3 separate regions of the Homo sapiens genome follow, and regions 1 and 3 are each linked to region 2. Evidence: chromatin contacts called from ENCODE Hi-C or POLR2A ChIA-PET data. All regions are on one chromosome and are shown on one strand. The core of a region is the stretch at or near the end of the contact, and the rest is flanking DNA. Distances in the headings are between cores, read along the strand shown.

Region 1 (3,078 bases), core at 113-2,612, 1.8 Mb after region 2:
GTTGCCCAGGCTGGAGTGCAGTGGTGTGTGTGATCTCGGCTCCCTGCAACCTCTCCACCTCCTGGGTTCAAGCGATTCTCCTGCCTCAGCCTCCTGAGTAGCTGGGATTACAGGCACATGCCACCATGCCCAGCTAATTTTTTGTATTTTTAGTAGAAATGGGGTTTCATCATGTTGGCCAGACTGGTCTCGAACTCCTGACATCAGGTGATCCACCCGCCTCGGCCTCCCAAAGTGCTGGGATTACAGGCATGAGCCACTGCACCTGGCTGAATTATGCCCTCTTAAGTGTGATCATTTAACCTTGTCTCCCTAACTGGGTTGTAGTTCCCAGAGAACAAGGGCCATGACTGTTTTCTTCATCTCTGTATCCGTAACATTTAACATGATGTCAGGCCAATGTATCAACAAATGTTTATTGAATGAAAGACATGACAGTAACATTGTTTATGAAGTTTTGAAAAGCAAGGGCTCTCTGATACTAACTACAACCATTTTCTTTAAACGTAGGTCCTGTTTGCAGTATCATACATGATCATCAAACTGCTGCTAGAATGCTCACACCTGTTACTGCAAATTCAAAACCCAGGAAAGACTTCTTCCGGGAATTTACTTTAGGTCAGGGTTGGGCTGCCTGGTACCATGCTGCACCCACAACTTGGCAGGCTCAACAACACAGGAGCCTTTCCCCAGACCGTCTGACCTGAACACTTTGTCACCATGCTTGACATACCTGGATGCCCTGCTGAGGTCACTTCGAATGCTCTCATCAACGAGGGGCAGGAAGAAAATAGTGGTTGCTGCATGTTTTCAGCCAATCGTCGGGGGATATTTCTCATTTTCTGTTGAAACCTTGGGGGAAAAAGTAACATAATGTGCTTTAAAAGGACAAAAGTCATTCGACGCTTACCACACTCCTAGAAACCTGGGCTAACCCAGCCAGGGACCCCAATGCTTTTCTGCTGGCTACGGGGCCTCCCTACAGCTCCTCATTCCAATTTCGGTGGCTGTGTGCGGACCAAGTTCTCTTTTGTCGCCTCCCGTCCAAGCCCTACTTGCGATGGGAGAAGCCGTCCCCGAAATCCCGGGCGCCGTGGAGGGGGTCTGGTCTCTGGGTCTCTGGTCACCCGGTCAGTGCCTCCAGCCCCCGGCAGAGCTCTGTTATCGTCCCGGGGCGAGCCCAATTCCGCAGGCTAGGGCCGATGGCGGCGGAACTGTGGTCAGGGCTGCCCTGAGTCATCCTGCGGACTGCGAGTCGGCGACCACCAGGAGGCGAGAGCGGGTTTCCCCTCCAACAGGCCAAAGCACGTGTCTCCACTTACTTCCCACTCCCCTGGGCGGAAGTAGCTCCGTCAGCAACTTCCGGCCGGAAGTGATAACTTACCATAGAGATAGCAGCTAGAGAGTCGATGACTTTGGATCTGGGTCATCCAAGCCGGACTTAAAGGGGTCGCAGCCCGCGCGGTGTGATTAATGGGGACTAGAGCCTGGGCCAGAGGGGAGGGCCCTGGAGCGAGGGAATCAGAAGGAACATCCCATTTCTTGAAAGCCCGCTGGGTTCCTGGAGCCGTGAAAGCATTATCTCTCTACTCCTCATGCAACCCTCTGAATTAAGTGCAAAGACCACTCCTGTCTTGTAGATGAGAAGTGGGGCGCTCCGGAGATGCTTGGTTACTTTTCCAAGCACAGCCGGCCAGGAAGTGGCAGAGCTGGGTTCACACCTAAGTCATTTCTGCTCCAAACCCAATGCCCTTTCCACCACCCCAGGTGGCAGGAAGGAGAAAGCTCAAGAGCAGAGGGGCTACGTGAAGATGCAGGCCGTCCTGGCCTATTGGGATACCCCCTGAAAAGCCTATTGCTCCAAAAGACCTGGTAGATTCCCGACAGTTCACTGTCTGTGGGCACAGGAAGCAACGAACAGGAATCTTGCTCTGAGTCTAATCCCACAACCAAGGAAGAATTGCTGGACCTTGTCTCAGAGGCGTTTGAACCAGAGCAACTCCATCTTGAATAGGGGCTGGGTAAAATAAAGCTGAGACCTACTTGGATGCATTGCTAGGTCATACAGCTCATAAAGACCTTGCTGATCAAACAGGCTGCAGTAAAGAAGACGGCCAAAATCCTCCAAAACCAAGATGGCTATGAGAGTGACCTCTGGTTGCCCTCACTGGTACACGCCCACCAGCGCCATGACAGTTTACAAATGCCGTGGCAACGTCAGGAAGTTACCCTACATGGTCTAAAAAGGGGAGGCATGAATAATCCACCCCTTGTTTAACATATCACCAAGAAATAACCATTAAAAAAAAAAGGCCAGGTACACTTTGGGAGGCCGAGGCAGATGGATCACTTGATGTTGGGAGTTCGAAACCAGCCTGACCAACCTGGTGAAACTCCATCTCTACTAAAAATACAAAATTAGCCAGGTGTGGTGGCACACACTTGTAATCCCAGCTACTTGGGAGTCTGAGGCAGGAGAATCGCTTGAACCCAGGAGGCGGAGGGTGCAGTGAGCCAAGACTGCACCACTGAGGCCAGGCATGGTGGCTCGACCCTGTAATTCCAGCACTTTGGGAGGCCAAGGCGGGCAGATCACCTGTGGTCGGGAGTTTGAGACCAGCCTGACCGACATGGAGAAACCCCGTCTCTACTAAAATTACAAAAAATTAGCCAGGCGTGGTGGTGCATGCCTGTAATCCCAGCTACTTGGGAGGCTGAGGCAAGAGAATTGCTTGAACCAGGCAGGTGGAGGTTGCGGTGAGCCGAGATTGCGCCATTGCACTCTAGCCTGGGCAACAACAGAGAAACTCCGTCTCAAAAAATAAAATAAAATAAAATAAAATAAAGACCGTGCCACTGCACTCCAGCTTGGGTGACAGAGCGAGATTTTTATGACCGCACCTCCTTCACAATGTCTTTGAGTTGTCTCACTCACATTCAACAATACATACTGTTAGTTTTATTAACTTGGAAATATTTAACTTACATTTTTGTTTTGATGGAGGAGCTACAGTTCTGTTTTGTTTTACCATATTTCATGAGTTTACATAAGAATGAAAGGATATAATTGTATAATCA
Region 2 (2,818 bases), core at 18-2,517:
CTGACCTCAGGTGATCCGCCCACCTTGGCCTCCAAGTGTTGGGATTACAAGGGTGAGCCACCGCGCCCAGCCCAAGGATTCTTACAGATAGGGCATAGTCTCAGCATCAGACTAATATGGTTATCTTGTTTGCTTTTTTCAAAAAACACCAGCGCCCAGGTAATAAATACAAGGTGAATTTTGTTCCAAGTACATCTAGCCTCTCTCCCCATCTCCAGTCCCTGCTTTAGGATCCGTGGGGAGGGCATGGAAATTCGTTTTGGGTTGTTTACCTGTGACTTCACCCTACTCATCATTCCTACTTACATCAAAAAAGACACAGCAGATACGACTGTGTTTGCAAAGTTCTGCCTTTTGGATAAAGTAGTTTATGCCCATCCTGTGCTTCTCTGAGTTTCTGAGGTCAGGCCAGGAACCAACACTCTCAACCTGCCCAAGGGAATGGGGAGGAAGCCAGCGAAGTTGCCTCAGATCAAGAGGATTTTTAAAAATACTGCAAAAGAAATACGTGCTCACAAATACTCAGCTAAAACCTTCGCAGAGCTGTCAGAGGACAAAGCTTTTGGAGGGAGTGGGTGGAGCTAGAGATTGCACAGCCGCCACCAGCCTACAAAGGTCAAATCTCACACTCTCAGATCCCTAATTCCGAAGAGCCATTTCCTCGGCAGCCCCAGGCTTTGGCCGATCGCTCCCAGATCCCTCCCTCCCCAAACTGCAGGTGCTCCGCGTGTGGGAGTCACGGATGGCCCCAGAGCCCGGGACGTTAAGGCCGAGCGCCCGCGCCTCCGCTTCTCCACAGCCACCTGACGGCCAGGGGCAGGTGGGGGAGCCCAGCCTTCTCCCTGCCCGGGAGACAGCGCGGGAGGGCTGTTGCAGGGGTGGGCAAAGTCCCTCGAGTCCCCGTTCTGGGGCGGGGGCGCGCGCCACTGTCACACTTCAGGCGTCCGCCACGCCGCCAGGTGTGCTCGGCCGACCCGGAAGTAGCGGCACCTCTAGTGCGCTGCGGAGACGTCACCCTGCCGCGGCACAGGGGCGGGAGCGCCTGTGGCTCTGCGCACTTGCGTCATCACGTAGGCTGGCGGGGTCCCGTGATGGGGAGGTGACGTAGGCGACACGGAAGCGGCGGTGGGCGGGGACAGGGAGTTAGCGGAATCTAGCCCCGCCTCTTAAAGCCTCCCAACCCTTTCGGAGTTAGCGCAGCGCGAACGCTGGGTGCGGCGCCTTTAAGCGTCGCGGTGACACGTGTGTGAGGCGCCGGAGGCCCGGATGGTGCGCGTGCTGGGCCGCGGGCCGAAGGAGTCGCCAGGGCTGCGTAGGCTTGTGGCGCGCCCGCGGAGAGGCCGGGGTAGGCTGGGGTCGGGTCGGGGCGGTGCGCAGGCCTGGGGACGAGACCGGGGCGGGGGGTTCCGCGAGGCCTGGGGCGCGGGAAGGGCTGGCGGGCGCAGCCGGGACGCTCAGGGAGAACGTGGGCGCGGGTCCGCGCAGGGCTTCGGCCGTCCCCGAGGAGGACCCGGGATGCTCCGCCCGCTCGCGAGCTCGCTTCTCCAGAGCCCGGGTATTCCCGAGGAGGGTCCGGGGCCGGGCTGTCCTCGCCGGTCTCCGCCGTCCCCCGGGCTCCGGGCCGGTGATGGGGGTCGCCGGGGCCCGCTGTCTGTGCAGGATTCAGGTCAACTTCGGAGAGGTTGAAGTCGGAATCAGGGCGAGGGCGTCGCGTGCGGCCGCAGAGCTCAGCGGGGCGGGTGCGGCCCCGGGGCGGGCACCTTCCTCGTGGTTGCGGAGGAGGCCATGGAGCCCGGGGCGGGGTGCGGTTCCGATGCTGCTGCTTCTGGCGGGTGGCGTGGGGGTCCTGGGCCTGGGGCTGGAGTGGCGGCCGCCAAACCCAGACACACGAGAGGGGAGACTCCGCGCGCCCCCGTTTACGTAACGCTCGCCACGGAGCCATGCTCGGGGAGAGGTGCTCGGGTCGCTGTGTCCGCGGCCGGGCTCGGGGCAGGCGCTGCGGAGTCGCCCGGGAGGCCCCTGGAGCGCGGCGCTGGGCCCCGGGAGGCCGCTGCTTCCGTGGGCTCCTCTCCCCAGCACGTGGTTGACCCTGCGAGCGTCCGTTGCAGTTCATCCTGGAAAAGTGACTTTAGAAGGAGGAGGGAGCGGGAATGAGCCTAAATGGTGCTGGCTGGGGTTCGCGCAGGTGGAAATGTGGATGAGGCCTGTGCTGTCCTTGGACAAGAGAGAGCATCCTTCCTGAGTTGGGTAGAGTGTGGATGGTGTGTGCGTCGGAGGGATTGCTAGTGATTACAGGAACACTTGTCTCGGGCTCCTACACGTCAGAGAGCGAGCGAGCGTTGTTTAGGTTATTGCTTAATGTTTTAGGTGGAATTGGTGAAGTAGAGATTGACCTGTCCCACTTGAAAAATTGTGTTCAAAATCTCTGCATCTACATTAAGGAGTGGGTTAAGTTCAAAGTTACTTATCTCGAGTGAAACTGGGTTACATCTCCCAAGGTTCGTTTATCCCCTCCCTAAGTGGTTCTCAAGCGTTGGTTGTGCATGACAGAGTTCTCACCTTCCAGGGTAGATGTGAGTCCTAACCGAAAGCAGTGATATTGTGGGGAGTTTTTAATACGACTGGATGTCTTCACTTTGTAGATGGCTTTTATTCTGAGATCATTTCCTTACACATTTTTCGGGAGTTGGTATGCTTTTATTTATGGATGAAGTCATAGGTCTGAGATTTGCTGTAGAATTACCTGGGGATGGGAAGTGACTCAGGATGGGTCAGATGTAGTTACTGAGGCTGAATAAGGGGGGCTCATGTGCTCCCT
Region 3 (2,958 bases), core at 279-2,778, 1.2 Mb before region 2:
CACTCTCTCGCCCAGGCTGGAGTGCAGTGGTGTGATCTTGGCTCACTGCAACCTCCACCTCCTGAGTTAAAGCAATTCTCCTGCCTCAGCCTCCCGAGTAGCTGGGACTACAGGTGCCCACCACCACACACGGCTAATTTTTGTATTTTTACTAGAGATGGGGTTTCGCCGTGTTGGCCGGGCTGGTCTCAAATTCCTGACCTCAGGTAATCCCCCCGCCTCGGCCTCCCAGAGTGCTGGGGTTACAGGCGTGAGCCACCGCGCCCAGCCCCATTCACGTTTTATTAAGGATACTGAAAGTGGAATTTCATATAATTTTCATGTGTTGTGAAATATTCTCCTCTGGATTTTTTTCAACATTTAAAAATGTTCAAAACCATCCTTCACATGAAACCTGCACGCAGGTGTTTGTAACCACTTCATTCATACGGGCGCGGTGGAAGCAGTCAGGATACCCTGTGGTGGTGGGTGGATGTGCGAACGGTGGCGCTTCCCTGCAAGGGAATATTGTTTATGGATAAAAGGAAATGAGCTGTCAAGCCTTGAGCAGATGTGGAGGATGCTGAAATGTACATTGCTACGTGGAAGAAGCCAATCTGGGCCGGGTGCGGTGGCTCACACCTGTAATCCCAGCGCTTTGGGAGGCCGAGGTGGGTGATCACTTGAGCTCAGGAGACCAGCCTGGGCAACATGGTGAAACCTTGTCTCTACAAAAAAAAAAAAAAAAAATTATAATAATAATACAAAAATTAGCCGGGCATGGTGGCTCACACATGTAGTCCCAGCTACTTGGGGGGCTGAGGCAGGAGGATTGCTTGAGCCCAGAATGCGGAGGTTGCAGTGAGCTTAGATTGCACCACTGCCCTCCAACCTGGGTCACAGAGTGAGACCCTATCTCAAAAAAAACAAAAAACACCAGTCTGAAAAGGCTGCAAGCTGCATGATTCCAGCTCTAGGACATTCTGGAAAAGGCAAAATTGTGAAGACAGTAAACAGATCAACACCTGCTGGGGGCTCAAGAGGAGAAAAAGATAAATGGGCAGATACTGGATTCCAAAGGCAGCGACACTATTCTTTTTCCTTTTCTTTTCTTGTCTTTTTTTTTTTTTTTTTTTTTTGAGACAGAGTTTTGCTCTTTGTGCCCAAGCTGAAGTGCAATGGCACAATCTTAGCTCACTGCAACCTCCACCTCCTGGGTTCAAGCGATTTTCCTGCCTCAGCCTCTTGAGTAGCTGGGATTCCAGGCTCCCGCCACCACACCCAGCTAATTTTTGTATTTTCAGTAGAGACGGGGTTTCACCACGTTGGCCAGGCTGATCTTGAACTCCTGACCTCAGGTGATGCACCCTCCTTGGCCTCCCACAGTGCTGGGATTACAGGCGTGAGCCACCGCGCCCGGCTGCAGTGACACTATTCTGTGTGAGGCTGCAATGATGGACGCCTGCCACTGTGTCTCTGAAACCCCATAGACTGTACAACACCAAGAGTGAACCTAGTAGAAGCCCTGAACGTCAGTTATTACTGATAATGTATCAATATTGGCTCATCAGTTACAGCAAATGTACCACGCAAATGCAAGACATTAATGGTATGGGAAAGTGTGTACATTGAGGGGAAACTCGCTGTACTCTGCTCAGTTTTTCTGTGAACCTAAAATCGCTCTAAAAAAGAAAGTCTATTCATTTAAAAAAGTCTTCGTTCATGGGCTGTACAGAGGCAGAGGGCAGCCTCAATTTGGCCCTCGGGCCATGGTTTGTGGATCCCCCGGTTTAGGCTAACAGTGCCCAATAGAAATGTAACGTGAGCCACCTCTGTGATTTAAAATTTTCCATTAGCCACGTTTAAAAGTTTTTATTTCGAAGTAACTACAGGAAGTTGCAAAAAAAAAAAAAGTACCGGGAGGCCCTATACACCCTTCACCCACTTCCCCCCATGGTGACATCCTGCATAGAAGCATAGTACACTCTCCAAACCAGGAAATTGAGGTTGGTACAGTCCACAGGTCTCACGGGTATTACAGGCACCCATCTGTGCTTGTGTGTTTAGAATCCTGTGCCACTGGGATACATGTAGCTTCCGGCAACTACTACCACTAGCTAGACGCAGAACCACTCCCCCACCGCAGGGTTCCTCCACGCTGCCCTGGCACAGGGCAACCACTCCTCTGTAAGAATTTTACGTAACTGGAACCCTGCATGATGTCAGCTTTGAGATGGACTTTTTTTGGTTCAGCATCATCCTGTGAAGCTCTATCCAAGCTGTCCTGTGTGTCAAGAACTTGTTCCTTTCTACTGCTGAGTAGCAGCACCCCACGGTCCACGCGCTCACGGACTGATGGACATGAACCATGGCTTCCCATTCAGGGGCGACTGTGAATAAAGCTACTAGGAACATTCATGTGTGGGGTTTTGTTGGAACCTAAGTTTTCGTTTCTCTAGGATAAATTCCCACAAATGCACTTGCCGAGTCATATGTGGATTGATTGTGTGATTAGTTTTTTAAAATACGTTTTTTATCTAGTAAAAATAGAGACAGGGTTTTTGCCATGTTGCTCAGGCTGGTCTCGAACTCCTGGGCTCAAGCAATCCTCCCGCCTCGGCCTCCCAAAGTGCTGGGATTGCAAGCGTGAGCCACCGTTCCCGGCCTATGTGCTTAGTTTTTAAAGCAATTGCTAAACTGTTGCATAGAGTGGCTGGGCCGTTTTACACTCCCACCAGAAATTTACGAGTGCCTTGTTTCTCCACATCCTCATCAGTATTTGAGGTTGTCACTATTATTTTTTTTAAGCATCCTGATGGGTGTGTAGTGACATCTCATTGTGGTTTTAATCAGCATTTCCCTAATGGCTCGTGATGTCGAATATCGTTTTGTGTGTTTATTTGCCATCCAGGTATCTGATTCTTTGGCGGAAGATCTCTTTGTCTCTTAAGCATCTTCTTATATCTTAATAATATATAT

The links. Hi-C counts contacts between places; a loop is a spot of excess contacts on that map. ChIA-PET counts read pairs that join two places held with the same protein, here RNA polymerase II (POLR2A). Pooled maps may share reads with other maps.
Region 1: a loop to region 2 is called in a map of B cell, with 32 times the contacts of the local background. The contact joins the promoter of SNHG20 here to the promoter of USP36 in region 2. A Hi-C loop is called at or near these places in 1 of 168 maps with a recorded cell type or tissue (B cell), 1 of 37 single-sample maps with no recorded cell type and 6 of 50 pooled maps.
Region 3: a loop to region 2 is called in a pooled map, with 8 times the contacts of the local background. The contact joins the enhancer-like site here to the promoter of USP36 in region 2. A Hi-C loop is called at or near these places in 4 of 50 pooled maps. POLR2A ChIA-PET finds 5 or more read pairs at or near these places in 2 of 52 experiments (A549 and activated CD4-positive, alpha-beta T cell).

Annotation. Positions count from the first base shown.
Region 1 is chr17:77,086,927-77,090,004 of GRCh38, reverse strand. SNHG20 (small nucleolar RNA host gene 20) reads right to left here and starts at 1,362. Exons shown (of 3, transcript NR_027058.1): 1 at 1,056-1,362; 2 at 734-852. It overlaps MIR6516 (microRNA 6516), which reads right to left and starts at 588; the gene lies at 508-588. It also overlaps a transcript of SEC14L1 not described here and SCARNA16. RefSeq lists enhancers at 881-990, 326-1,260, 1,181-1,490, 757-1,956.
Region 2 is chr17:78,839,263-78,842,080 of GRCh38, reverse strand. USP36 (ubiquitin specific peptidase 36) reads left to right here and starts at 1,267. Exons shown (of 21, transcript NM_001385174.1): 1 at 1,267-1,345. It overlaps LOC124904067 (a long non-coding RNA gene), which reads right to left and starts at 967. Exons shown (of 2, transcript XR_007065923.1): 1 at 1-967. RefSeq lists silencers at 780-879, 1,340-1,859 and enhancers at 1,000-1,189, 2,784-2,818.
Region 3 is chr17:79,996,286-79,999,243 of GRCh38, reverse strand. All of the region lies in intron 3 of TBC1D16 (TBC1 domain family member 16), which reads left to right. Among named protein-coding and RNA genes, the nearest start is that of TBC1D16, 38 kb to the left of the region's middle. Within about 2 kb of position 1,528, at least 11 of the 41 ENCODE cell types and tissues checked have a DNase peak (open chromatin) inside an H3K27ac peak, as active enhancers do.